Regions from separate parts of the Mus musculus genome. Here all the other regions are linked to region 3. A link is a loop called in an ENCODE intact Hi-C map of the cell type or tissue named here. Cell type or tissue: left cerebral cortex. All regions are shown on one strand. Region 1 holds the start of Gm38577 (a long non-coding RNA gene). Region 2 overlaps Tmem132e (transmembrane protein 132E). Region 3 holds the start of Rad51d (RAD51 paralog D). Region 4 has its middle 56 kb from the start of Ccl1. Region 5 overlaps Cct6b (chaperonin containing Tcp1, subunit 6b (zeta)). Region 6 overlaps Cct6b (chaperonin containing Tcp1, subunit 6b (zeta)). Region 7 has its middle 76 kb from the start of Ccl1.

Evidence for each region. Hi-C counts contacts between places; a loop is a spot of excess contacts. Peaks named below come from ENCODE experiments on the same cell type or tissue, not always from the same donor. Only the 100,000 strongest peaks of a DNase experiment are listed, where the experiment ranks them.
Region 1: it touches region 3 in a loop (3-fold over the local background); 7 of 42 quality-filtered maps call a loop at or near these places.
Region 2: a loop joins it to region 3, with 4 times the contacts of the local background. A loop is called at or near these places in 7 of 42 quality-filtered maps.
Region 4: it touches region 3 in a loop (9-fold over the local background); 29 of 42 quality-filtered maps call a loop at or near these places.
Region 5: it touches region 3 in a loop (7-fold over the local background); 26 of 42 quality-filtered maps call a loop at or near these places.
Region 6: a loop joins it to region 3, with 2.9 times the contacts of the local background. A loop is called at or near these places in 28 of 42 quality-filtered maps.
Region 7: a loop joins it to region 3, with 4 times the contacts of the local background. A loop is called at or near these places in 4 of 42 quality-filtered maps.

The regions. Positions count from the first base shown.
Region 1 is chr11:82,384,716-82,388,715 of GRCm38, forward strand. Gm38577 (a long non-coding RNA gene) reads right to left here and starts at 2,725. Exons shown (of 3, transcript XR_880073.3): 1 at 2,241-2,725. In left cerebral cortex, CTCF peaks have their summits at 2,363 and 3,383; DNase peaks (open chromatin) are centred at 2,644 and 3,314; H3K4me3 peaks cover 1,968 bases; H3K27ac peaks cover 861 bases.
Region 2 is chr11:82,390,633-82,394,632 of GRCm38, forward strand. The region is part of intron 1 of Tmem132e (transmembrane protein 132E); the gene reads left to right. Among named protein-coding and RNA genes, the nearest start is that of Tmem132e, 3.7 kb to the left of the region's middle. In left cerebral cortex, a CTCF peak has its summit at 1,917 (motif pointing right); a DNase peak (open chromatin) is centred at 1,920.
Region 3 is chr11:82,888,641-82,892,640 of GRCm38, forward strand. It overlaps Rad51d (RAD51 paralog D), which reads right to left and starts at 1,984. Exons shown (of 10, transcript NM_011235.4): 1 at 1,698-1,984; 2 at 1,330-1,391; 3 at 1,052-1,170. The coding sequence starts at 1,779. It overlaps Fndc8 (fibronectin type III domain containing 8), which reads left to right and starts at 3,505. Exons shown (of 4, transcript NM_030224.1): 1 at 3,505-3,760. The coding sequence starts at 3,555. In left cerebral cortex, a CTCF peak has its summit at 2,031 (motif pointing left); DNase peaks (open chromatin) are centred at 38 and 2,008; H3K4me3 peaks cover 1,152 bases; H3K27ac peaks cover 669 bases.
Region 4 is chr11:82,233,313-82,237,312 of GRCm38, forward strand. No RefSeq gene overlaps it. Among named protein-coding and RNA genes, the nearest start is that of Ccl1, 56 kb to the left of the region's middle. In left cerebral cortex, a CTCF peak has its summit at 2,404 (motif pointing right); a DNase peak (open chromatin) is centred at 2,428.
Region 5 is chr11:82,744,544-82,748,543 of GRCm38, forward strand. The region is part of intron 5 of Cct6b (chaperonin containing Tcp1, subunit 6b (zeta)); the gene reads right to left. It also overlaps the pseudogene Gm11420. Among named protein-coding and RNA genes, the nearest start is that of Cct6b, 18 kb to the right of the region's middle. In left cerebral cortex, a CTCF peak has its summit at 1,774 (motif pointing right); a DNase peak (open chromatin) is centred at 1,776.
Region 6 is chr11:82,755,147-82,759,146 of GRCm38, forward strand. All of the region lies in intron 3 of Cct6b (chaperonin containing Tcp1, subunit 6b (zeta)), which reads right to left. Among named protein-coding and RNA genes, the nearest start is that of Cct6b, 7.2 kb to the right of the region's middle. In left cerebral cortex, no CTCF peak of the experiment used is centred here; no DNase peak of the experiment used is centred here.
Region 7 is chr11:82,253,525-82,257,524 of GRCm38, forward strand. No RefSeq gene overlaps it. Among named protein-coding and RNA genes, the nearest start is that of Ccl1, 76 kb to the left of the region's middle. In left cerebral cortex, a CTCF peak has its summit at 2,251 (motif pointing right); DNase peaks (open chromatin) are centred at 70, 2,227 and 3,603.

The sequences.
Region 1 (4,000 bases), 500 kb before region 3:
AAGCATCACAAAGGAGCTGGCAAAGGAGATGGTCCCAGCCATTGACAAAACTCCATCCAGAAAGACACTCAGAAAGGAAAAACAGGAAGAAGACTGCCATGCATGCCAGCCCTCTCTCTGTTCCTCCCTACATCCCTTCCTCCAGCCTAGGCCCCATTTGACCTCTGCCATCTAGGTCCCCAGGGCATGGCTCACAGGAACTCCAAGACCAATACTTCTTGGTGAGACCACAGGTAGCTTATCACATGGCCTGGAAGATCATCCTCTCTCCTGACATCCTAGTTGTCAGGCTAGGGACAACTGGATAAGTACATTTTACTCCAGTTATCTTCTTCCTTGAACTCCAGAATGCAGCTGACAAAAGTAAGGTGTCCCTGCACAGTAAAACTGAGACTCTTTTGGTATTGTACTTTCCAGATGGCTCACTCCTCTGAGTTGGACGAGAGGAGTATGTGGAACCCAGGAACCGACTGGGTCATCAGGCATGCTGACACGGCAAGTCTTCATTGTTAGTGACGAACGTATCACCTTGGGAGGTATGGAAAGAATAGGGCTGGAGTCCAGACCACCACTCTGTGAGGATGACAGGATCACGGGCTAGCAAGAGGTCAGCAAAGTGCTTACAGCACAAGCATGAGGGCCCTAGTTCACATCAACGTCAAACATGTAAGAATCAGGCATAGTGAAGTGTGTCTATAACCCACAGGGTGAAGAGGCAGAGATGTGCAGATCCTTGGAATTGGCTGGCTGGTCAGTCTAGCCCAAACAATGAGTTTCGAGTTCAGTGAGAGACAACGGCGACGATGATGATGATGGTGGTAGTGATGATGATGGAGGTGAAGATGATGTAGAGAGAGATTGAGGAAGACAGTTCACTTTGACCTCTAGCTTCCACAGGCTTGTGTATATCCCATAAACACACACACACACACAAAGATGGCAGTACCCTCAGGTGTCCCCAGAGTCTAGTTCACATGCTTAGCATCTACCCTTCCCTTCCAGAACAGAAGATCCATGGGAACAAGGGCTAATTCTCCCTTGACACCTGTGGCATTGGAGACATCCACAGTACTGTTATGGAAGTTGGGGTGCAAGGAGGGGAAACTGAGTTGGTTTCTTCAGAACTCCATGATGCCCAGCCTACCAGCACCCTACCCAACACCGTGTGCTACTTCCAGCCAGGGCTAGGAGGGTAGGGTGGGCCCTCACCTGAACTGGCTCTTGAGTCAGCTACAGAAGCTGTGGAGAAGGGCAGCCTGGGCAGCATCTTAGAGGAAGCAGCTTTGTCTCCTTCATCCAGCCATCCCTAAGTTCTGGATCCCCAGTGGGCTGGTGGTCAGGGCCAGAAGGATTCTGCTTGTGTTTAGTGGGTCCTGTACTCTATGCCTCAACATCACAGATTGGGGGTGGAGGAGAGAGAGCTGGTAGCTGGCTTGCCTCTCCTTGGGATGGTTAATAAGCCCTTAGGTGACATTAATTGCCACCAGGCATTAGGGACCTAATGAGAATCATCTTCTTTGACTACTACAGCATAGTCTTTCCCCAGGGCCTCCAATAGACTGTTAGCTCTCCCCACTGAACCTCTGAGCTATGAGGGAGGAGCAAGAACAGCTAGGCAGGTTCCAATATGAAACCTAAGCAGGGATAGTCAGCAGCTGGGGGGGGGGGGGGCAAGGAAGGTTCCTATCGTCATCATCCAAACCCATTTTCCCAAAAAGGACACTCACAGGATCAGGAAGGCTAGAAAAGACCCGAGTATGACAGATAAAGTGTAGACGGAGAGTCCCACCAGCCATTGCTCTGATCTGTCTAGCCCATACTCCATCTGGTATAACGGGTGACTCTCAAGTTCTATTCTCTCACTATGGGCTATGCCCATGGGACAAGAGACTGCCCCTCCAGAGTAGGACTGATAGAGATCAGACCTCTCAGGATTCCCTCGTGACATCCAATAATGCTGTCAGATCATTGCCATTGATCTCATGCCTGATTGACTATTGGCGGTTGACGGTCGGGTCTGATTTGGGTTGCGTTCTAATGGAAAAGGCGCGATGGTGGGAGTGAATGTCTGCCTCACACCCCCCTCTCTTCAGCTGATGACTGGGTGAGAGTACAGAGGGGCAGTTTCTCGCACCCACCCACCCACCTCCGCGCCCGGACACCTTTCAGAGGTTTGCAAAACAACCTGTAGGCAGAGGCAAGTCTCTCCTCGGCCTCCAGCGGCGCCCCTTGCCTCTTACCCGAGGAGCTCCAACCAGAGGAGCTGGGCGCGGCAGCTTGTCTGATTCCCACCGGGTGCCCTGCAGACCCAGGAGGACTCAGAGGCTGTGGGAGGCTGCCCCCTACCCGCGCCTCGGATAGAACCACCGAAAACATCTCCGGCACCCTGCGGGGAGCTGGCATTCCCTGAAAAGGGACCTCGGTCGGCTTCGGCTGTGGCGTCTGCTCAGGAGAACCGCAGTCGCAGCAGCCGACCGACCCCTCTCGGATCGCACCAACCTTAATCTCAGAGGGGGAAAAAAATTAAATGTAAAGCGGAGTAGAACTGAACGGCGAGGCCAGCCCTGGGCCGGCTCTCATTAAGGAGCCGCGCGCGCCCCCAGGCTGGGAATGCGGAATGGACACGTGGACAGACAGGGGAGCCGGGGGAGGGGGAAGTCTCCGTGGCGCGCGAGCCGTGGGCTGCGCGCTCCGGGGCCACGTGATCACGGGGAATCTGGGAGGGGAGGGAGGAAAAGGGAGCGAGCGCGCCAAGCTGGGCGCCCGCCCGCTACGGTCCTGGTGGGCGCTGGATGCCGGACCGAGGAGGAGGGCAGCGAGCATCAGTGTGTGTGTGTGTCTTTCTTCAACCATTTACCGAGGAGCGCCGTGGAGGTGGCAGCGACTGCTTCGGTCAACTGTGGCTCCCCCGCCTCTTTTTTTTTTCCTCTGGTCCTTGATTCTTCTTCTTCCCCAACCCCACGTCCAAGGAGAGCTGGACCCCTATCGGCATCTCTATCTTTTCTAGGCCGCCTAGGTACCCGCTGCTGCCTCTCCGGCCAGGGGCTGCGCAGGTGCGGTTGCCTTAGCCCACTGGCCGCGCTCCCGCTTCTTGCCACCCGTAGCTGGGACTGGAGCGGCGATCTACTCGCCCAGACTGACTCCGAAAGAGCGACAGCCTGTGCCCTGCCGCACCGAGGCAACGGGCGAGCGGGTGTCCAGGGGCAAGGCGGGGGTGATGGGTAGGACGAGGGATCGGAGACTGTGAACCTCGGAAAAGTTCAAGGTTTGTGTAGGTTCCCCCGGGAAAGCGAGGAGAGGTGTGAGGCGGGGCAAGGTACCCCTGTGCTGAGACAGCGACACCCTACCGGAGAGGAAAGAAAAGGGTAGCCGGTGCTGCCGAGGGCTGACCACCCCATCTCTCATCCTACAACGCTTACGGGCTGGATACTGGAGGAGACGCTCTGGGAAGAAACGGCTCGAGCTGGGGCGCCTTAGCTGGCGCTTCCGCTCCTTCGCTTCTCCTAGCTTCATCTCCATGGGGCAGCGAGTGCCTAGAGCTCCACCCTTGCTCCAGCCACCGAACCCCAGCCTGGCCAGGCGGCGCCGAGTTGGCCTGTGCTAGCGCAGACCCCGGTCGAGACTGGAGAGAGTGCTGGAGTCCAAGACCGAGCACTGCGAAGGGACAAACATCTGGTCCCCCACCTCAGACGTTTCGTCTGGGCGTCGCCTAGGGTGGTGGCGACCCGCGTCGCCTGTCTCATCCCTGCAAGGAAACTTTTCCTTCCCCGGATGGATTAAAGTTGCCTGGATTTTCTCTCTTTGCGAAAGAAATCATCCGTTTCCTCCCGACCTGGGATTTTCCCTACTGCTGCAGGGCGCTTGGGAGAGGAAGAAAGCCGCGCTGTGCATGTGGGGTTACCACCGAAACCGAGGCGATTCGAGTTCGCGTTGGGGTTCTGTACCTACGAGCGAGTACGGATCTGAGCGGCGCGGCGAGGCCAGGGGCTTCGGCACGCGG
Region 2 (4,000 bases), 500 kb before region 3:
GCTGTGTGGGGCTGGTGGAGTCCTAAAGCTCAGCCTAGCAGGCTTCTTGTCTAAGCATGGCTCTTGCCCTTGTTGGAGCTCCATTCCCAGGTCATTTTGGCCCTTGGGTAGCTCAGTTGCTGTCCCTAGGTCCCAGCTACTCACTAGCATACTCTCAGGCCCAGCCACAGATCTGTTCTTCCTGACCTGCCAGAACTGTCTGCTTCCCAAGTCTTTGCCCTAGGCAGGCCTTCTGGAGCGTCTTGCCAGCTGTGAGCCTTTTATCTAGGGCTCCCGGCTGTCCCTGGGCCTAGGGTGTCCCAGAGCACTGAGCAGGGACGGTCATCCATAACCTGTCCACACACACAATGCTAGCACCGTGCAGGCATGCTCAAGACAGAGGTACCGACTTGCGGAAGGAAGGATAGTGGAGGCAGTACCACTTTGTCCCCACTCCTAGCTCCCTTTCTAAGTCCTTCTCTGAGATCTAAAGTCCCTTTGTCAAGCCATAGCCCCAGTTCTACTCTCATCCCACAACAAGCGAGAGCAAAATGAGAGAAATACATCTCGTAAAAACAAATCAAACCTGAGCCTCAGGCCCTCATCCTGCAGGACCGACTGCCTAATGCTCCTCCTGCCAACCTCTCCCAGTTAGAGGAAGGTATGTGGACATATTGTCACTCATGCCAATTCTGAATAGGTTTTGTAGGCTGTTCTGAAATCCAGAAGTTGGGGGCAGGGGCTGCAATTTTTAATGCCTGCCAGGCCACTGAGGTAGCGGGTTTCTGACCACACAGCCAGACAGGAGACCAAGCAGCCTGGGCTGCTGTTTGACAGTGGCGCCATTGGGCCGGATGACCTTGGGTTGCCTTCCTAGCATCACGTCCCCATCTCCCCTCCCCCGAAGCCACAGCATGTGGTCTCTGATGCACCACTTCCCTCCTCATGGTCTGCCAGACTGTTGGGCAGAGCCCTTGTATGACCAGAGAGAGCCCCACACCCCTTGTGGGCCCAGCTCAGGGTGGGCAGAGTGAAGTGTCTGGTTATCTCCTGCCCTGTTCCCAGTCTTAAGGCTACCTCTGAAGAAGAGCTAAGAAGGTGGTTTTCTTGTATCTGTCTCTGGAGAGATGAGGTTTTATCTTTAGTTTGAGGAGTCTGGGGGTCAGGGCGGTTGGTAGCTGTGCCTGCTGGAGATAGGATTGCCTGTTCTCTTACTCAGCAACTTTACTGGCTTCCTATGGGACCAAAGACCCACTCTCTGCCCTAGTATCAAGGTCCTGCTTGATCCTGGTCCCAGGTACATCTTCCCTAGAGTGCTCCCAACCTCTCTCCTTCTTCCATGTGCCTTATGAACACCCCTGTCTTGACTTACGAGTCTTCTGTAGGCAGCACCTCGACTCTGGAAACCCTTACCCAACCTTTAAAGCTGAGCCCCAATGGCAGGTCCCCCAAGGGACACTGAGGCCACCAACAGCATCTCAAGGTCCTTTCCTGGCTCTTCCAGCTGGTTGCCTCTTGGGCCCAGTTCACAGCCGGCATCCGCATGCATTAAGCCCCCCTCCCCAACCCCAAGGCTTTCACACACTCCCTCGTGGTAGTCTCATCTCCAGTGGGGCATACACAGCTCAGAAGAAATGCATGGGTGAAGCAAGAGAGGATAGGGAAAGAGAAGAGTCAGCTTTTATAAGAAGAGAGCAAGGTGGGAACAGGTCCAAGCTATACTCTTTGAATGACTCCCTCAGGCTGTACATTCCAGGTGACACATTGGGTCATGGTCTTAGGAGGCCGCAGGCTGACACCCACAAAGGCTTTTTCCTGTAGGTTGTATCTGCCAACCCTACTGCATCTCTCAGAAGGATTGGGCAAGCCGCAGGCCAGGGAGAGAGGCCTGTGTTGGCTGTGCAGCTCAGCTCTGTTAATGAGTGAGGCCAGTAGGTGGGGATGTGTTCTAAACTTGGTGGCAGAAAATGAGCTTTACTGGAATGCTTTCTGATGATGGCTGGGTGCTGGGCTCCAGCTTCACGAGGCTCTGTGGAAGGCCAGGACAGAGACTGAGCCTTGTAAAGGCATCCATGAGGTTGGGGTGGACAGGGTGCTACAGAAGCACTGCCTCCCACCCCAAGGATGTGGTCCATATCCCTGGGCAGGGTCTGACCTTGTCAGCATCCAGCACTGAAAGAGGGGACCCCAGGATAGCTGAATCCAACCCTAGAGTATGCATAAATGAGGACAGTAGACATGCAGGAAAGAGCCTGGAACTCATGTAGCAAGTCAATGCTGGAAAAATAACAATGCCTGGAGCCTAAATGGGGTTCCCGGTTTAGCCCAATGTCACCAAAGGTGTTTTCTATTTCTGCCATTCCAAGAGATTCTACCAGTCCCAAGCTAGCCCCTCCCCCCATGACTAGCCATCCTAACATTATCCTTATTAACCTTCCCTGATACCCCTGGTGACACAGCACAGGACAGCCAGTAGAACTTGAGGGCTGAGTCTCACTCCCTGCTGGACTTCGCAGCCCAGTCAGAGCCCAGACAAAGACCCCACCTTGCCTCTCTTTTCAAGGCACTTTGTCACAGTTCTGTTGGTACACACTCATCCATGATCACTCTAGCTTCTGAGGGCTGAGACAGGAGGAACCCAAAACCAAGATGTTTGGCTGCAGATCCAAGTTCAAAGCCAGCCTGAACAACTTGGTGAGGCCCCCCTACCCCCACCCCCACCCCCGTCTCATAAAATGAAAAAGAAATCTAGGTCATTGCCCAGTGGTGCCATGCTTGCCTGCCCTGTGCAAGGGCAAAAGTTTGAGGCACACACACCCCTCCTGCCGCCCTATACCACAAAGGCAGTTTTGTAAGGCAGTGTGACCCAGAGTTTGCAGACTACAGGGCATTCAGTGTGCCTCAGTTCAGGGAACCCACTTCCTCCTGAGCCTGCTCTCCTCCTCCACTGAGAGACCCTCCTTAACCTCCTAGTTCTCTGCTCCTTTCCACTCCTCCGCCGGCAGCAAATGCCAACCCAAGGCTCTGACCGCCCTCCTCACCCCTCTGTCCCATCCCCAGCTGTCCTCCCTTCTTCCCTGCTTGAACTCGACACAGAATTTTAATAAGAAATTAGTGAGCCAGGTGTGTGTGTGTGTGTGTGTGTGTGTATTTTGAAGAAAATAAATGTCTTTTCCCTTCTCTGCCCTTTTAGCTGCAAAGCAAAGTAGGTACGTCTTGCCATCAATTCAGGTGGGTTGTGTTCTGCCTCACCATCCCCGCGGTTAGGCTCCATATCTGGCAAAGACTTGCCAGTGCTTAGGCAGCCAAATGCTGTCAATGAAGAATGACAAGGTGTTTAGAGAAGGGGACAGGTGAGCCCAGAGGCAAGCCAACCATCAGGGTAGTCCAGCACCCATGGGCTTGGAGGCCAGAAGTCACTGCTGTGTCTTGCCCTTCATTTTGCCTCCCTCGTCATCTTCAAGAAGAGTGCACACATGCAAACACACAAAACACATACATACACACACAAGAGGGGGAGGGGAAAAGGGAGACCAAGCCCTTTGGCTCTCAGCACCCAGCAGGATGAGTGGAAAATGGAAGCAATTACCTAGATAATTCAATGCTTGTTGCATGAATGAATGGATGCAAAAATGAATAATTTGCTGCAAAAAAGAAGCAAGAGTAGTAAAGATAATTGAAGAAAACCTTGGTTTTCTTCCTTTCTCTCTCTCTCTCTCTCTCTCTCTCTCTCTCTCTTTCTTTCTTTCTTTCTTTCTACAAAATTATCTAGGTAATTATCTACTTTTAGAAAGCACCCCCTTTATCAAACCTGAGTCCTTCTCTTTGCATTCTCTTCCCCCAAACTTTTGTTCCATGGGAATAAGCAAGTAGTTTGCCCTCTTCGCTCAAATGGCTTTTCCAGTTCTGTTCAAATAGCTGGGAAGTGATGAACTTGCTCATAGAGCCAGCCAGCTCTTTTCTGTTTCCCTGGCCCCATCTTTGGGCCTCAGGAAATGACATGCCCAGGATCCTCAGGATG
Region 3 (4,000 bases):
CTTGCCAAGAGAATGTGTTATGGAAACAGCAAGGGCCAGACCGATCCAAAGACCTCTGTGATGGCCGTGTTATTCATCAAGCTCCGCACAAATAGGCCGGGAGAGAGGTCAGACTCGCTTGGCCAGAAAATGCTAGCTGTCTTCCAATTCTTTCCCAACCCGAACAACAGGGCACAATGTAACTGCTCTTTTTGGAGTATGCCCGTTCCCCTCTGCTGCCTCAGATGGCAGAGACAACAGGTTCTGGATCAGATAACCCCGGGCTCACCTCTGCTGGCCCCTTTCTTAGGCTAACCACAAGGGAGGTCAATAACTTCTAACATCCATAACCTCGGGCAGCAGTTCTCAACCAGGGGTCACAACACAAGCCCTCCGACGACTGCACAACCCTTTCACAGGGGTGGCAGATCCGACTATATTGCTTTTAGAGATTTACACTATGATTTACAACAGTAGCAAAATTACAGTTATGAAGTAGCAAAGCAGTAATTTTATGGTTGGGGGGGGTCATCACAACAGGAGGAATTGTATTATAGGGTCACAGCACTGGGAAGGTTGAAAACCACTGGCCTATGTCAGCGCAAAAGTGCAGACTCCCGGGACCCCAATCCTTCCCCGGGTCTCACTTGCTACTTGCTTTATTTTGACGTATGGTGGACTCTACTAAACAATGGGGGTATTAACGACATCTTATGTTATAGGACAGTGGCTCTTCACTGGGAAAAGTTAGCTTGTTGGAGATACTGAGTCATTTTTTGATTATTAAAACTGGGGGCATCTTGGCATCTGGTGGGTAGAGAAGGACCAGGGATGCTGTTAAACGACTCTCAACGCACAGGATATCTCTATCTCAGGAAATAACGACTTGCCTCCCCCCCCCCCCCCCCCATCAATTGTGTTGAGGCTAAGAAACCCTACAGTTTTACTCTAGGGAAAAACACTCAGGAGTCCACACGCCTGCAGTTCCTCTACCGCTCTGGACTGCCCTCACCAGCCCCGTCCTCTGAAGCCTCAGTCTCTGCTTTCACCTTGTCCAGGTTCGCATACAAACCTTCCGATGCCGGTGGACAGGATGGCCGTGGAAGTCTTCAGTTCCTCATAGAGATCTGCGCCATTTAAGGGGAAAGCCGAGAACTGCGCCAGCAACACCCTCCTCAGGGCAACGAGGGCCTGCCAATAGGGCGGACACTCAGGCTCCAGGCCCGCCAGATTGCCCCCTCAGAGCAGCGCCCCCCCCCCCCCCCATCTATCCCAAGGAACTCTGATCCTGCAGCGTGGGGGCGCAGCTGGAAGAGGGGTTGGAATGGAGCTTGCAGATCGCGAGCTCACCTTGTAGGACAAGCCACACTTCTGGGCTACTTCCTCCAAGTCAGCAGCTGCCAGGTCTGCCACTGGAAAGAGAGCAGGTGCAGGTGATTGGCAGCAGGAATGGCTTAGCCTTGCCACATTTGCCTTTTGCTCTGTTGTCAAACGGGATTAAGGTCTTATTCTACTACCTATCTCGAGCACGCAGGCCCTGATGCAGGACCGACCCCGCAAAGGGCCCAGCACTCAGTAAAATCCTCTGCCTCGGCTCCTGCGAACCCAGCTTCCTCAGAAAGTCAGAGGAAGAGTGCGGCCATCCTGTTAGAGCAAAAGGCCCCGTATGTGTACCACGACCACGGTGCCGACCCCCGGGGTAGTGCCCATGAGGTCACCTGTTTTTATCTTTCGGCCTCTGAGAAGCTGGACGGTCTCCTCGGTGAGGCCCGGGCACAGCCCTGCCCTGAGCATGCCCATAGTCCCTACAAACCCAGGATGCCCTGGGGGCTCTCTGTCACTTGGGCGCTCGCCGAGTCCCCCACTCTGGGCATTCCTCAGTTCTACTTAGGGAAAAGGTCCTGGCGTGCCAGCGCGGGACGAAGGGGCGGGAAGAGGATGCAAGTCGAGGTGAGGGACACTAACCCTTCCCAACTCGCAAGACTCTAGGCGCCCTAGGCCCGCCCCCTCCGGCCGACGCTTCCGGGTTCCGGGACTGGAGCGTCTTTTGTAGGCCAGGCCTGCAGCGCCATCTGCTGACCATGAGGGCAAACACAGAGGCTTTGCGACTCGCGCCAGCCACCTGCAAGCACACCTAGAGCTTACATACATGCACAGAGACACAAGCACACACACCGACACACACACACACACACACACACACACACACACACACACACACACACACACACACACACACACACACACACACACACACACATTTTGTGTGTCCAGCGAGTCTTCCAACGAGTCTCTTGTGTATACCAGCCTCTATTTGCAAAGCTAGGGGACACTCACTCTACCTAACTCAATATTTACAGAGTGAAGCATCCCTGACTTCTAGTAGCATTCTTGTTAGGAAGACAATGAAAGTGGATCAATTCAGATCATTACAGATTGTATGATCAAGCTGAGATCCAGCGAAGTTCACAGAGAGTACCTGTGTCCCTATATTTTCCAAATTTATCAAGTTCTATCTTACGTATATAGATGTTTTGCCTGCATGGATGTCTATGCAATCCTGGCATGCCTGGTACCCAAGGCAGCCAGAGAGAGGGTCAGATCCCTTGGACTGGAGTTACAGATGGTTAAGAGCCACCATGTGGGTACTGGTCTTCTGGGAGAGCAGTCAGTGCTCTTAACCACTTAGCCATTTGTCTAGCCCAACATTTTCCAGAGGTTTTAATGGAAGTAGGGAAATGCTTGAGTATATAAAATACTATTTTGATTTTTTTAACCACATCTAGTGGAAGAAATAAAGCAGTTTTACAAAACCCACGAGTGAGGTTCTATTTCTGCCTGTATTTTGTAGTTGAAGGAATTTGGGCTCAGTAAGATTGTTATTCTTTGATTTATACAGATAGGAAGCACAGAACTGAATCTCCAGTCCATATCCAGCTGCAGGGCTCATTTTTAGAAATATCTCCTCATGTTCACCATTGTCTCTCAATCTTTCAAGGTGTTTGGAATCCTGGCCCTGAAACCAGCTACTCTGTGAGCTACAACCCACAGTAAGCTTTCACTGTGCCTGCGTTACTGGCTATGGTGGGATTTGCTGCTTAGATCCCAGGATAGAGAGCCTTAGAAGTATCAGTAGGCAAAGGCCTTCTCTTCAAAGTCTGGTTGGCTCAGGCCAAGTGGTGTTCTCTGTGCCACTAGCCTGCTACCCCTTCCTGGACAGCTCTAAAGAGGCACAGGCAATTAAGCCTTTTGAAGTCCTCAGAAGAGGACCGAGTAGTTGTGACCACAAACGTGACCTAGAGAGGGTCATGTGTGCTGGAAGGGGCCATCAAGTTTCTTTCTTGGCTCAAGCCCACCCCTAACCCAGGCGTTTGGTCTGTCCAGCTGCACAGCAAACTTCCTATCAAGGGGAGGCTGGCCCCCCGATTGTTACACTCTGTGATGATTGTGAAGTCAGAGCACTGCAAACCTTCTCACCCAAATGAAGGGTGAGACCTTTGCCTCAGTTTTTCTCTGCTTCCTGCCAGCTGGTTGTCCTGGAGGGTGGTGGCAACCCTGCGCCCCACCCACACCAGATGGCGACGGTATTCTGTAAAGTGGGGGGTGGAGAGGAGGCTGTACCGAAGAAGGAAGCCCTCAATGTTATCAATGTGATTGACCAACTGCCAAAGCCCTGTCCAAATCCTAAGTTTATTAACCGGTCCATGGCTACCAAAGGCCTCCTGCTCCCGTCAAGACGCAGCTTGGCCAGCTTCTCAGAGGAAGAAAACACCGATGTCATGTAAGACACGATTTGGGGTCCTCATTTCTAAGGCTGGAGAAGCTTTGCAGCCCACTGTGGTGGGTCCTTCAGGGAAGAACATATCAGGAGGTTCCCCATGCACCCGCCCTGAGCCCCACATCAGTTTTGAGAGGATGTGGGTTCCCCATTCTAGCTGACCTTCCTGGACTAGCCAGGGGGTGCTTCCTATTCTGCTTGCCACTCTCTGCTACCCCTGTCTTCTCTCCCTCATTTCTCTCA
Region 4 (4,000 bases), 660 kb before region 3:
GGTGCACGTGTGCTCATTCATATGAAGAGGTCAGAGGATAACCTTGGGTGCTTCTCTGCAAGAACCCTGAGTTTGCCAATTAAGCTCGATGGACTGGCCATCACGTCCTGTCCTCTGCCTTCCTGGTGCAGGGGTTATACGTGAAGCCACCATAGCCAGCAGATTTTTCTTTACTTGGGTGCTGGGGATCTAATTCAGGTTCTAGTGCTCAGAGGCAAGCTGAGTACTATGTTTATAAAGCGATGGTGTTCATTGCTGGTGGTAGATGGAAAAAGAGACACCCCGGGGCAAATTTCTGAAATAAGAGACAGATGAGAGGGTACCACTCCCTTCTGTCCATGAAAAGACAGGAGACTTTGACCAGGCAATCAAATCTGCTCCCAGATGTTCCCTGCAGCAGCTAGTTTAAATCATTTGCATCTCTGAACCAGTGTGGCATGGTTTGTGTGTATGTTTAGGTGGTTTGTCTGTGTGGCATGGGGTGTGTACATGGTGTGAGGTGTGTGTAGTATGGAAAGTATGGTGTGTGTGTGTGTGTGTGTGTGTGTGTGTGTGTGTGTGTGTGTGTGTGTAATGTGGTTCCTGTGTACATGTGGTGTGTAGCTTTGTATCTGTGCCTGCTGATAGGAAGAGAAAATATCAGAAGAGATGCCTAGGAAGCTGGTTGTAACAGGTGTCAGCACACAGTGTCTATCCTGCTACACAGTTCACCCTTGCCAAATGAGGCTACTGCTCTGTCCTCAAATACACTGTTGCAAAGGCACTCTTGCCTGCCTGTGGAGACCCACTTTCGGAGCTAAGAATCGCTACATGCAGCTGGGAGGCTGCCTTGTTAGAGCCCCCTCCTCTCTGTGTCTTGTCTCATCCCATCTGCCATCGTCTCTGCCCACTTGGTTAAGCCATCTGTAAATAGCAGGACAGCCGCTCCCTGATGGCTCTGGGCTCTGCCCTTTCTGCTGTCTCTACACACAGACTGTTTCCTGCTTTCCAGAAACTCAGCCTGGCAAGCAGGGGCCTCAGATAACGGCTTTCTGAGGCTGTCAAAGCTCCCAGTAGTGATGTTCGGGAGGGGTCTCTAGTCTTAATGATTCATGTGCTAAGGACTGTCTTCTACAAGAGGATCAATAATCTTCGTCCTAGAAACAGTCCCCACTAACTGGTCCCTCCTCAAGGCTCCCTGGAGACATGATTCACTTCTCAGAGCAGATCAAGAATAGAGGTAAGGCTGGAAAGTCCCTTCGAGACAACCTGCCCCATGTGTTTTTGGGATACAAACAGAACCCAGAGCCAGAGTGAGTGGAGGCAGCAGGCCCATGGCCAAGTTCAATTTGAACCCCAGTTTCCCTAACCCTCCCCCATCACACACACAATTCAGTTATTCATTCTGGCTGAAGAAAGGCCTGTGCAAGACTGAGAGAGACAAATCACCTCTGGGGCTCTCGGCCTGGATGGGAAGAATTCATATCTCTCTTCACCACTACCTGGAGCCCTGATCCTCTTCTACCTTGACCCGAGTCTGGAGTCCTCAGGAGACTGCAGGAAGGGACACCCTGTCTCAGTAACTGATGCCATCCCCTGCTGACAACTACCGGCAAACCCCGATGTCCCCAAGCTGACACCCAGCCACACTCTGTCCTCACCACCGGCTGCATCTCCCTTCATTCCAGCCACATTGAACTGCTGGACCTGTCTAGAAAAAGCCCTGGACTGTTATCATGACCAGGGTATATTACAGAGAAGATTCAGAGAATCATTACATAGACACTGTGTGTACACTGGGCTGCCTCAGGCACAACCTATGCAGACATCCTGGGAGTCCATGGTCAACCAGCCAAGCCGGCTTCCTTGGCTACATCTGTTCTTTCTCCACCTGGAAAATCCCTTTTCTCCCTTCATGGCAGGTTGAGACCCACAGCCCTGGGAAGGAATAAGTGAGTCACTTTCAGTAACTCCACCTCTGCAGCCTAATGTTTTTCTCATCACTTCTGCCATAACGCCTGATACAGAGTCTTGGAGTAGGTCCCCTCAACTTCCACACTCACTGATGCTGGGACCAGAGGGTACATTGAGGCTGGGGGATGCTCTTTGCCCCAGGAGATGCCCTGATGCATTCAGGATTCTATGCACTGCATGTAGGTAGCAAGCCCATCCAGTTAACAGCTGAAATCTCCTGGCATCTTGCACACCACACCAACTGAGGACCAGTGCCTTAAAGTTGGATTGGGAGGTCTTTTCCTTCCTAGTAGAAGGAAAATTCTACTAGGCATTGGCTTTTGTGAGGGTGTTTAATTATTTTCTGAGCCTGTCAGTACCCAGCACACAGTAGAGAAAACTATCTGCTTAATAGATCCACAGAATGGGCCTTAAGAAATCTGAAAAGCTCCACTAGATGCATTACTAGTTATAACCACTAGAGGGCAGACAAGGCCTGCCAAAAGCACCATGCAAGCTCCAGGCAGAGCCAATGCTCAGTCAACGCCAGGGCCCAAGTTCTGCCTGACTCTAGGATTCCTTGCTGTTCCTTTGTCCATTCTCAGCACATCCAGGGCAATACTGTTAAAACAATGATGAGTCAGGTCTTGCCATCTCTCTATTCCAGAGGCCACCCAGAGCCTCCATCTTTTCTCTACAAAAGCCACAGATCTTGTAAGAAGAGCACAGGGTTACCTCTACCACTGCTCTCTCATAACTTCTCCAGAAACCCCAGCCCCATCTACTGTGTCCCCTTCAACTCCAATCAGGCCAGACACTTATTCCATGGCTGAGCGTCTCACCCACCTGAATACCTTTCCCTCTTTTCTCAATACCCTGTATCCCTTTATCTCTCCCCAACCCTCACTCCCACTTCCTGAATCTCACAGTCTAAATAAATGCACAAGAACCCATCCAGCAAGACCCTTCCTGAGCTGTCTGTCTCCCACTCCATCCTACTTGGCCTTCACCCCCATAGCAGTTATAGCAAGATGAATGGGTGGGTGGGAGGAAGGATGGAAAGATTGAAGGATGGATGGATGGATGGAAGGAAGGAACAACAAACAAATGGATAAATTGATAGATAATCATGGACAGGTAGGGGTTAGATGTACATAGACATATGGGTGAATAGATAGATGGATGGTGGCTATGGTGGCTACATGGATGGGTGAGCAGGTAGACACATGATGAGTACATGCAAAGGTGGGTGGGTGGAAGGGTGGATAATACTTCTCTTTCTCATTCATTGTTTTTCTTAATTCTCCAGTGGTAGCCTCCAGGGAATGAGTGAGGGTTTAGTCTCCTTTGATTCTGCAGCCCTAGAGCATGGTGCATGATGTCTGTTAGATGGTTGTGGGAAGATGAAGGAGTAACAGCAAGTTCTGAGCTGAGTCAGCTAAGGAGAACTGCATGATGGGATAGACAGGTTTTCTCATGCAAGCATCCTCCTCCAAGAAGTGGCCTCTGCCATTCAAACCAGACGACAGAATCACAAAATCCTGATTGGAAAAAAAAAAATGGGGCTAGAAAAAGGTATTTGCTGGCCCTGTTATTTGTGAGAAGGCAAACTCTGCACCCAAAAGTGAGGCTTAAATCCCAGCTTTGAACTTCAATTCCAGTGAGATGACAGAAGAGTCTCTCAAAGCCTCTGTAACTTTGTTTCAGAACTGGAAACAGTAGCGATAATATCAGATCACTGAGCCACCTGCCCAGCAAGCCCAGGTGCTCGTTCATCATGCAGGTCCCTTGACAGAGGTCTTCTATGCAAGGTACCTTCTACTGACTCAGCTAACGCCCAGCCTTCACTCAGAAGCTTGCCTGAATCGTGCTCTGGTAAGGTGTCCTGGGATCTCTGTCAGGGTGTACCTCAGCCCTTTCAATGGCTGTTCCCCCGGGATCTACACCTTGCGGATGGAGCTGTGTCTGGCTTCATCTCCCGACATTTTCAGTCCCTTACGGAGAACAGACTCTCACTGGAGAGAGTCCCTGTCTGTCTGATTTCTCTGCAGCCTCCGAGCCTGCCACA
Region 5 (4,000 bases), 140 kb before region 3:
GTGTGCTCAATGTTCAGTGTTCTCTACTTCTCAAGCTTCTGTCATGTTTACTCTCCTCAGCCTCAGAAAATGAGTATGCTGCTTTGAGAAAATAGAAACTAAGCCGGGCTGTGGTGACACAAACCTTTAATCCCAGTACTCGGGAGGCAGAGGCAGGCAGATATCTGACTTTGAGGCCAGCCTCGTCTACAGAAGTGAGTTCCAGGACAGGCAGGGCTACACAGAGACGCCCAAAACCCTGTCTCAAAAAAAAAAAAAATGCAAGGAAGAACCTGCCGCATAACTACCACCTCCATCACCACCACCTCCACAAGTCCTCAGTAGTCCCTCACTCTTTAAAACAGAGCATCCCTCTCCCCACTCCATTCCCGAATCCCCCTGCAGCACAGAACGCTGGTCCTATATCACTGCTTTTCCTTACAGCCACTCTGAACTGTTTCCATTTGCAATTCCACCTTGAATTAGTAAGGGTTCTCTAGAGGAAAAGAACCAATGGGATGAATATATTATTTAAAGAATTTATGAAGGCAGCTTTAAAATAGGAACAAGAGCAGAATCACACCTGAGAGCTGAGAATCGGGGAGTTACTTAATACTGGGTGCCTCGGTAGTGGTCCCACAGGGGCTGTCTCTCACTGAGGGGAGGAGCGCCCTGGAGCTGCTCAGTCCACAATGCTGGGCACCTCAGCAGTCCGGATCTGGTAGGAGAAGCTCAGGAGAAGTCTGGAAAGTCACTGGCCCCACCCAGTCCAGGCTGAAAGCGTAGAAACAGCTTCTGGTATTGACAACGAATCAGAAGCTGAAGCAACAGGACAACAATTGATTCAAGGCCAGAGGGAGGCCAAGCAAAGGCTGTTTGCTCTTCCTCCTGACACATCCTTTCATCTGTGCTGCTCCCAGAAGGTGCCCACAAAGTGAGTCTTCCCAGGTCCATCAAGGTGATCAGGACAGTTTCTTAGGAGGGGCACCACAATACACCCCTCCCTTACCGTTCTCTCCTGTGCTTGCCTTCAGTGGGACTTTCGTCTCTGCCTCTCTACTGAAGCAGTATGCTGTTCACTTTTCAGTTCACAACAATACTTTAAACATTTTTCTCTTTCTGCTTGGGTGCTGAGACACCATGCCTCTTTGACCTCCCTTGATCACCCATCCTCACTCTCCATTGGTGAATTTTTAACCTCTTTTCAATTTCTAAACAAGTTTCCAATGTTCAGGATTCTTTTTTCTTAACTGATTAAGTCAATTTATTAAAATTGTCAACTTAGGCAACCACAATAGTAACTTCAGCCTCCACTCCCCGATCAATGCTGATGGAAGTAATCACTTAACGATCTCAGAAGGACTGTGTAAATCAATGAGTGGCTCGTGGACTGGGTGAGTCAATGAGTTGCTCACAGATTCTCATCTGGAAACGATCCCATGTCTTAGAACCTTCACTGCAATGTATTTTTCCAGTAGTGATTGCTAGTGTTGGGGTAGGTGTGTGAACTGGCCCTTTTCCTTTCACATTCTTTTCTTTTTGCACCTCTGATCAAGGAAGCACACACCAGAAACTTTGCATCATGGCTGGATCATGGCTGGATCATGGCTGGTGAGGGTGATTTGAATTTGGTAGATCAACAATTCTAATTCTCCTGGCATCTTTCTGGTATCTTTTGGGGGCGGGTGGGGGGGCGAGATTCGAGATAGGGTTTCTCTGTTTAGCCCTGGTTGTCCTGGCTTTCTGGTATCTTTTTATAGATGTGCACCATGTACATGCAATAACAGCAGAGGCCAGAAGATGGCGACAGATAACCTAGAACTGGAGATACCGATAGTGAGTGCTGGGAATTGAACCCAGATCTTGTGGAAGTCCAGCCAGCACACTTAACCCCTGAGCCATCTCTCCAGCCCCCTTTCTGGTATCTTTAAAAGTCATGGTTGCAGCCTCATAATAACGATTCCCAGATATGTATTTCTCATCCTGCCCTCTATTCTGAACTCATTCCAGGATCTCAGCTCATCATTCACATGTAGAATGGATCCTCTCTCCTCATTCAAATCTCTTGATATACTCTCGCAGGTACGCCCAGAAGCTTGTGTTCTGGGGCATCCTAAATACCACCAAACTGACCATCAAAATGAACCATCACGTGGTTACATTCCAGTTCACCATCATGAGCTGAAACTATCGTGTCAAATGCATTTACTCTCCCTAACCTTCCCACCATCATTTTTTAGCAATGCCGCATATAGTAGGGCAGTGGCTGTGTAGTTTCGTGATTGCAGGGTCAGCTGTGAGCAACTGCTCAGCATCACAAGACAGTATCATACAATATATATTGCTGGGGGGAAATTAAAATGTAAACTTCAAAGCACAGGCTCTCCTGAATGCATATCACCTTCACACCACTGTAAAGCTAGTGGACGGTAAGTCGGGAACCATCTACAACTGTAAGCCTAGTTTTTAACCACAATAAAAGCACCAAAAAGTGAAAATGAAAGCAAACCAACATTTGACAGAACGCCTCCAGCAAACTAGGCATGGAAAAAAATCTATAGGCTGAACAGTAAGCAGAGGAAAGAATATCAGTGGCCCTTGTCTGAAGGAGGTCCCTTGGTTTCACCGCTGGTCTCAGTAACACACTGTCACACGGAGACACGTTAACTAAGGAAGCGCATGAACTTGCAGAGTCATCGGCAGAGGGAAAGGAAGTGAAAAAGCAGCAGCTGAATGTGTTAGCTCCAGGCCTGCTGACAAGGGCCAGGAAGAAAGAAGGTTGAGCACTACTTAACATCCCCTGGGAGCCTGGGCAGTGTCTCCAGCTGTAAGTGGGAGAGAGCTGCAGTCCCGAGTGGGGCTGAGACGGTAAAAGCCATAAACATCAAACCAAGTTGAAATTATGAAGATAGAGCTTCACAAACTCAGTAGGAAATAGCAGTAGTATCAAGTGGGATTTTAAAGAACAGTAACAAGATCATGTTTTAAGAAGGAGTAAATGGGGGGATATTATCCAGAGCAAAGATATTAAGGTAGACTCCTACAAGTTACTATAAATTATGTAATTTCTACTAATCAAAAAATAGTAGAAGTGTGAAATTTGCAAATTAGTAGAGAAGAAAAATATAATGATGAAAACAATAAAATGAAACGTTGGTTAGAAAAAACATAGGACAATGGGAAATGAATAGAAAGTAAAAAAGATAGGACCTGTGAATCAAATATACTCTTAACAACGTAAAATGTAATAGACTAGCTATTTCAATTAAAATATAAAGACTATCTGATTAAGAATTTTTACTTGCCTCCAAAACATAAAACAAAATAAAAATGTCACTTACAAAAAGCAATCTTCTAAAATATAAGGACAAGAAGGTTGAAACAACACACACATGACAGGCACGTACCAATAGAGAGGAAGCTGGTGGGAGCTGGGGAGATGGCTCAGGGGTTAAGAGCACTTACTGCTCTCACAGAAGCTCCTGGTTCGGTTCCCAGCATCACATGGTGGATCGCAACCATTTGCTAACTCCAGTTCCAGAGGATCTGATGCCCTCCTGACCGCTACAGGTCCCAGCTATGCACAGATTGCACGTACATGCATCCAGACAAAACACTTATACACATAAAATGCCATTTTAAGAAATCTGCCTGCCTCTGCCTCCCAAGTACTGAGATTAAAAGCGTGCGCCACCACTGCCCGGCTCATTTTTAAAAATCTTAAATGAAAACATATTCATAGCTGGGCTGTATGGGCACACACTTCTTTTTTTTTTAATTACATATTTTCCTCAATTACATTTCCAATGCTCTCCCAAAAGTCCCCCATACCCTCCCCCCCTCACTTCCCTACCCACCCATTCCCATTTTTTTGGCCCTGGCGTTCCCCTGTACTGGGGCATATAAAGTTTGCAAGTCCAATGGGCCTCTCTTTCCAGTGATGGCCGACTAGGCCATCTTTTGATACATATGCAGCTAGAGTCAAGAGCTCCGGGGTACTGGTTAGTTGATAATGTTGTTC
Region 6 (4,000 bases), 130 kb before region 3:
ACATAAATACACAAATTACACAGCAAGCCATGCAGAGTAAAAGTTTGTTATGCTCTCCGAGTAGTAAGTATGCTAAAAATACTGTGACCCACAGCAACGGCACTAACATAAATGTGTCCTTCATAAGTATCTCTTTCTCAGGCTTCATATCTGAAATCCTTTAATATGTATATGAATGTTGCACCTGTGTGCACATATATGTACCCTGTGCATCCTGGTACCCACAGAGGTCAGAAGAGGGTGTTGGATCCTCAAGTTCTACTCACAGAGGGGTTTGAGTTACTATGTAGGTGCTGGGAACTAAACCAGTGTCCTCTGCAAGAGCAACAAGTGCTCTTAGCCACTGAGCCATTGCTCCAGTGGCTGGGCTGGAGCTCAATAATAATAAGCTTATAGAAAAGTTGCAAGTACAAAAAAAAAAAAACCTATAAATCCATTCATTCATTTATAGATAGGGTGTTGCTACATGCATAATTCAGTCTGTCTTCAAATTCCTGACTCAGCTCCCCCAGTGCTAAGATAAAAGATTCGTGTACAATGCAAGGCATAACAAAGTTTTTTCAAGAGCTACAACTACATCTAGGCACACAATACTCCTTTCAATGCTGAGGGACCAGGCAGCACAGACTGAGAAACGTGTATCACAGTGATGTGCCGGACAGTCATCCCAGGCTCCAGTGGAATACATTCCGATCACCACAGAACTCCTGTTGTAGCCTTGTCAAAAATTAATAATCTGAGTCTAATTGTGAGGAAATAGACAATGCCAAGTGAGGGGCTTTCTACAAAACAACTGGCCTGTGCAACTTAAAAGTAGCAATGTCAGTCAAGCATGATGGCACAAACTTTTACTCCCAGGACACAAGAGGCAGAGGCAGGCAGATCTCTGTGAGTTTAAGGCCAGCCTGGTCTACATAGTGAGTTCTGGGACATCCAGGGCTATCTAGAGAAACCCTGTCTCAAAAAAAAAAAAAAAAAAAGAGCTGGCTCAGCAGTTTCTTGCAGACAACCTGGGTTCAGGTCCCCGAAGTCACATGGTGGCTCACAATCATCCATGCTTCCAGTTCCAGGGGATCTAAAATCCTCTTCTGAATTTCAAGGGCACCAGGCACATACCTGGTTGACATACATATATGAAGACAAAACATGCACATTCATAAAATAAAAATAAACAAACTAAAATAGCTTTTAAGTAGACCAGTGAGATGGCTCAGAAGGTAAAGTTGCTTGCCATAAAGATGCACAAGCTGAGTTTGCTCCAAGTACCCCATAGTGAAGGAAAGAACCGACTCTCCCAGGTTGACCTCTGACCTCCTCATGTGCCCCCACATTCCACGTTTAATTTTTTTGGGGGGTGGGTTTTTTTTGTTTGTTTTTTTGTTTTTTGTTTTTTTTTTGTTTTTCGAGACAGGGTTTCTCTCTCTGTGTAGCCCTGGCTGTCCTGGAACTCACTCTGTAGACCAGGCTGGCCTCCATCTCAGAAATTGGCCTGCCTCTGCCTCCCGAGTGCTGGGATTAAAGGTGTCCGCCACCACCACCCAGACACGTTTAATTTTTAAAAGTAGCAATGCCACAGACTATGAAAGACACTTCAGGAACTGCCTCAGCTTAAAAGAGACTGAAAGTACATGCCATCTCAACACAACGCATTGTCCTCGAGTTTCCTTTTTCTGTAAAAGACACTCAGGGTCAGTGGGGAATCTGAAAGAAATCTGCAGACTGGATTCTAATACACTCATGAGCTGTTGATGTTAAGATTAACTTTATACATACAGTGACTCTATATGAGAATTCAGTGATTCTGAAAATTATACACTAAGAGCTGGGCACACATGACTGTAACACCAGCACTCAGGAAGCTGGGGCAAGAAGGCAGTAAGTTAGAAGTCAGCCCCTGGACCTAGGTCTCCCCACACATATGTAGCAGATATACAACTTGGTCTTCATGGGGGTCCCAAACAACTGGAACGGGGTCCATCCCAAAAGCTGTTGCCTGTACATGGGATATGGTCTTCTTTCTGGGCTGCCTTGTCTGGCCTCAGTAGGAGAGGAAGTGCTTAGCCATGAAGAGACTTGGAGTAAAAGGGTGGGGACCCAGGGCGTCCTTACCTGCTCAGAAGAGAAGGGGAGGGGAAGGATAGTGGGGGAGGTGCCCATGAGCTGGATGTAAAGTGAATTAGTAAATAAATAAATAAATAAATAAATAAATAAATTAGAATTTAAAAAAAAAAAAAGAAGTCCGCCCCACTTACATAGCAAGCTTGAGACCAGACTGAGCTACAGAGTAAAACCGTGTCTAAAAACAGAAATAAATGTGTGTGTGTGTGTGTGTGTGTGTGTGTGTGTGTGTGTGAGAGAGAGAGAGAGAGAGAGAGAGAGAGAGAGAGAGAAAGGCAGACAGACAGACAGACAGACAGAGACAGAGAGAGAGACGGAAATAATTAGGACACATTTATAACTTCCTATCACCCATTCAGAAAACATTAGACACCTTATATTAATTACATGTCTCACAGACAACATAGCAAAGGAGGGACAATGCACTTATAACCCTGGTGATTCTTTGTAATATTCTTGCAACTTTTCTGTGGATCTAAATTTCTGACTAAAAATAAATTTTTGAGACATTGCTTCATTATGAGCCCAAGCTGACCTCAAACGTGCAATCTCTCTGCCTCGGACTCCTGAGTGCCAGAATTACAGACATGGACCACCATGCCTGGCTCACAAAATTAAAGGTTTTCAAATGCTGTTGAGACAGAGGGTGTGGTGCAGGGGTAGATCAGTTCCTTAGGACGAGCAACAGTCAGCAAAAGAAGTCATGGCACTATTTCGTCTCTTTTTTGGTGCATTTATCTGTGTTCTCTATCTTTTATGTGTGCTATGAGAATGTTGGTGAATGTACATGCCAGAGCATGGGTGTGAAGGTCAGAGGGCAACTTTAGAACCTTAGGTATTGGTCCTCACCCTCCACATTGCTTGAGGCAGGATCTCTTTTATTGCTGTATGCTCCAAGGGCATTCTCCCATCTCTGCCTCATCTCCCTGTAGGAGCACTGGGGTTACAGATGTATGCTGACATGCCTAGCTTGGCAAGGGTCTGACGATTCAAACTCAGGTCCTCACACTTGAACAGCAAGCACTTTACCCACCAAGCCATCTCCCACACAGGATTGTTCATTTTGTAAAATAACACACAACCTTGTGAACGCTGACATGAACCATGATTCATTCACGTCGTTTCTTTACATCACTCCTAGAATACCTAAAGGGTGAGCGTCTGTGCTGGGCATAGGTCTGAGGGCGCTATGTGAATTATTTAATTTGATCCTCTCAACGACAGTATAAAGTGGGCACTATTACTGCTCTACACGGATAACGTAATTTGTCTTACATCAGCAAGCTGCTTTAGAAATGGAGCCAAGACTTATATCCATAAGAGCCAAAACACTCTAATCCAACCTGTGCTATTACCATTTGCAAATATTTCCTCTATGTCAGTCAGTCTTCATAATCACTCATTTGGACTACTAGGAGAGCCTCTGATTGTGGACTCATTAAAATTGTCCCCAGATATTTAAAATGCCAGTCTGGTCCTATCAGTCATTATTGATGTGCTGCTCTTCGGCCTGTTCACTACAGCAATAAAGTGTGTGCTTCCTGACCTGCTAGTGCTCCTCACCCTCGGAGAACGCCTTCCACTGTCTTCCACGACCTCTTCACTATCACACACATGCCCTTAAACTCCAGTTACAACAAGTGCTTGTGGGTCTATACCAGTGCTAAGTGGGGCTTCAGCCTGGAACACCATGCACCTCACATTCCATCTGAAGACTTTGTATCCACGCCCCTGACTACTGCAGGCTAATTTAGCATCTCCATGCTTTCCTGTCGTTTCTATTGTACCCTGTGCTTCACTTTATCATGGTTCAGATATACACTATACACACACACACACACATCTCACCATTGCTAGTCTCCTTCCTTCCTCCCCCAACCCT
Region 7 (4,000 bases), 640 kb before region 3:
TGTTTGCAGGTCTGTCTTCTGTCTCCACAGCAGCCTCTGAGCCTTTTTACAACAAGGACAGGGTCTCATTCATCTCGGGGCTGCTGCTTGGCACAGTGCCCAGCACATCTTAGCAATTTCAGAAGCTCTCCTGGACGTCTGAATGAATGAATGCATGAATGACTAGCCTAGGACACGAACCAAGTCTGTACACAGTTATTTTGAAACTGGTAATATATGGGAGAAAGACTTGGTGAATGCTGGGGTAGGGGTGGGGAACTGGCCTCAGGCCTTATCCCTTCTACCTGGCTAGTCCTTGGGTTAATTTCCAACAGGTGGAGTGGCTGTGCAGAGCAGAAAAAGTGAGCCTTGGCCTGTGATGGGTCCTATAGCAATCAGCCCTGCCCAGGCCCTCATTCCTATCTGTGCCCATAGAGGAGGCCACCTTGTCTGTGAAAGCCAATATGTTTTGCTACTGTCCCTGCTGGGAGAAGAGAGATCCTGACCTCTACTTGCCTGCCTGTATACTGCTCCTTTGCTGAAGCCCCTAGGGGATCCTCCTGCAGTACCTTGGAAATGATTCCGCGGAGAGTTGCCATCCCTGACTTTTTCTGCAAACTGTAAAAGCTTGAGCCGGTCCTTGCTCTCCATACCCCTTGTTCATCTGCTCTGTGGCCAGTAGCCAAGTATGCATACTAATATTAACAGTCCTAATGGGCCCTAGCTTGGTCGTCTCGCTTACAAAGCACTTTTAGACCCATCATCAGAGCTGATCTCAAACCAGTGTGGAGGGCATAGCAGGGCTGTAGCTAGTGCATCACCATCTTAGTATGGGGAGAAACTAAGGATCTGGGAGAGGAAAGGATCGGTCAGCTCCAGGTAGCATAGATGTGAGCCTGAGGAGAGCATGGGCCAGAGGCCGGGTGTCCTGACAGACCATCCAGCACTCACACCCTGCCTTGTTCCCACCCTCTCCTGTGCCCTTGGTGTTCTGGCCAGTAGCATCACCTCTCAGGTGATCTATTCTCTGTCAGTAGAAGAGAGTGTAACAAGGAGAAGCAGGCTTCTGCTATCTACGACAAGAGCTGAAAGGACCTGCCAAGACATTTTCTGCGTGACTTTGGGCTAGACATCTTCCTCTGTGAGCCTCAAAGTCCACAATGGCAGTCGAGAGCCTGCCCTCTGTGCAGCAGGCTGCTGAAAGCTAAGGTGTTGCCCTGGGGACCTGACTGAGATTGGCAGCAGCTTGTCTCTGGAGTGACCATCTCAGGGATGGAGAGTGGAAGGGACAACCCAGAAGTGTGGCCTGTGGAACTCCCGGAGGACTCCCGAGGCCTCTTGGGGATGGGACGGAATGGCTATACTATGGCTTCCCCTGACAAATGACTTAAACACTTTATCAGTGTGTGCTAAAATGGTCCAGCCAGATGGCAACTATTTTCATTTCAAAGCAGAGAAACTTGGAGCTCAGCGAGGTGACCTGACTTGTTCAGTCACACAGCAAACAGAGGCAGATTCCAGGTCTGGGCCATCTCTCAGTCGCAATCAATTAATGATCTAGGCAGAGTGGGCAGGATGCATGTGGAAACCCTAAACCCCTCCTTTCCTCAGGCTCTGCCCACCCCTCGCTCTTCTCACCTCCTCCCCAGAGAGTCTTAGCACCAGGCTGGGTCCCCTTTACTGTAACCAGCTCACCCTGTCATCTCAGCCCAGGCAGAGATTTATGGATCTCACTTCAAGGATTTTCCTTTAATAATAACATTTATAATCATTTTAGAAATTAAGAGCTGAGGATGCAAAGCATTTTAATTAAAATAATCCGTGGCTGATAATTATAGGACTCTCTTAGCTGGAACCATCTTCTCTCAATCTGTCACCGTCCCCGAGGAAGCCAGGAGTTTAACTGTGAGCAAATGAGCAAGCCTTGGCCCCCGTGGGTGGAACAGGCTGTGGGGAAGGCGGCTCTGGGTTCACCCCAGAGGCTGTTTTCAGGGTGAGCACAGTTCATAAAGACTTGGGGCTGGATTCCCAGGAGCCTTGCAGGGTAAAGTGTCTTCTTCAAAAGAAGCAGTATCCTTCTCCTCCTCACCTGTTCCCATGTCAACCCCCTCCCCATGGCCACACATGGTCCTTTACCACTTATCACACAGGCCCAGCTATGAAGACCAAGACACACAGGAACTCATCTCTGCCAACAGCGCCAGTTGCCTGCCTCTGCCCCACCCCCACTCCTCCCAGGAACTGTCCTGCCCTCTGTAGTCAGGAGAGGGCAGTGAAGGCCACCAGATATGGACACAGCTCCTGAAGCACAGACTTCATAATGGAACTTAGAGATAGCAGAAGAATCCTCCTTCCACCAGCCAGCAGCTCAGCCCTGGCCTCACCACGGGCGGCTCCCATGTCAATTCCCCTAGAAACTCACATATCAGCAGAGTCAAAACACGCAAGCCAACCATAGCAGGAAGCAATTACACACAGGATGTAGCTGCAGAAGTCAGAGTCCCCAGAGACTGATCAGGGAAGGAGGCTTTACAGAGAGGTGATGCCCGACAGGGTGGTGATGGATGAATAGGAGCCCAGTGGCTCAATGACAGTTATAACTGCTCAATTTGTTAACTGTTTACCAGGTGCCAGGTGCCGAGCAGCTCTGGTCTGTGGTCTAGAGCAACACAATTAGCCTGAGACCAATCTTATAATCAGCATCCTTTTCTAGATAGACAGGTTTGCCTCGTGTGCTTGAGTGACACAGTTAAGTAGAACTACTCCACGAAGGGAGACTCATCAATGCAAAACCTAGCCATTCATCAGAGGGCTTGTGGATCCCAGGGAGGCTTCTGAACAGAGCTGCTCTCTGCAGAGCGGAGAGATATAAACTGGACAGAAGGTGTGGATAAGAAAGGAGGAAGATTGCCAAAAGACAGCATCTCACCTGACCTGTTTGGAAACTCCTGATCAGAGTGGCTGCATTCTCTGGCCTCACCTCCATCCCCTATCCGTAACTGTAGGGCGAGGCTCCCTCTGGGTGCCCTTGCAGCTTAGAGGGCCTGCAGGACCCTGGGCCTCCTGAAGTGTCTCTAGCATGGTATCCACTCCCTATGCTTAGCAATAGGAGGAGCCCAGGGAAGATGATCATATCAGGGCTCCAGCATAAACCCACTTACAGAACAGTGATGGGAAGGGGTCAGCCTGGACATGACCTTGAGCTTTCTGAAGCCTCTACTTCCTCCTGAAGAGAATAAGGGATGGGTGGGTCACCAGAGGAAGTATGGGATATCTCCAGCAGGTGATAGTGACTTGGCTCCCTGTGGGGACCTGGTTCTCTAAAGGCTTGCCTACTTCAGCCTAGGTGCATCCCTCCCCACTCCCACTGGAGGCCTGAAGAGGATTACCCAGACTCACTCATGGGTAAAATTGGTTCTTGGCCAGAGGAGATGCTGAGGGGTTGGGGTGGGGTATGGAGTGGGCTTTGTAATGAGCATTGTGGGGGTGACCAGGAATGGCACACTGGCAGTAGAGTTGGGGCTGGCCACATACCAGGCCCATTCTCCCACACCAGTAATGGCGTGTTAGGTGCCATACCCAGTCCCCTGCCCACACCACCAGCTTGCTCACACCTACTCCATTCCCTGCAGAGGACAGGCATAGTCTAGAACACACATAAGGAGCTTGGCCACTCAGACCCAGGACTTCTGAAGAATAGCTGGGCCCAAGCCCCAGTGCTGTGATCTGTGGAGAGCCTGCTGTTTTTACAAGGCTTGAGCAACTGAGAAGTATGGATTAGTGAAAGGTGAAAGGAGAGGGACTATTCAACTAATCTGTGAATCCTTGGATCATAACTACAACCTTTCTCTGGAAAAGGAACTTCCCGCCCCTCTCCTCTTCTCTCCCCCGACCTCATTGGAGAAGCTGGAGGCCAAAGTGATGTTAGTAATAAGAGTTCTGCCGAAGCTAAAATTCATGGAATGACTATCTCTCATTTGCAGTCTTCCTAAGGAAGTGGCCTCCAAAAGCTGGGGGTTTG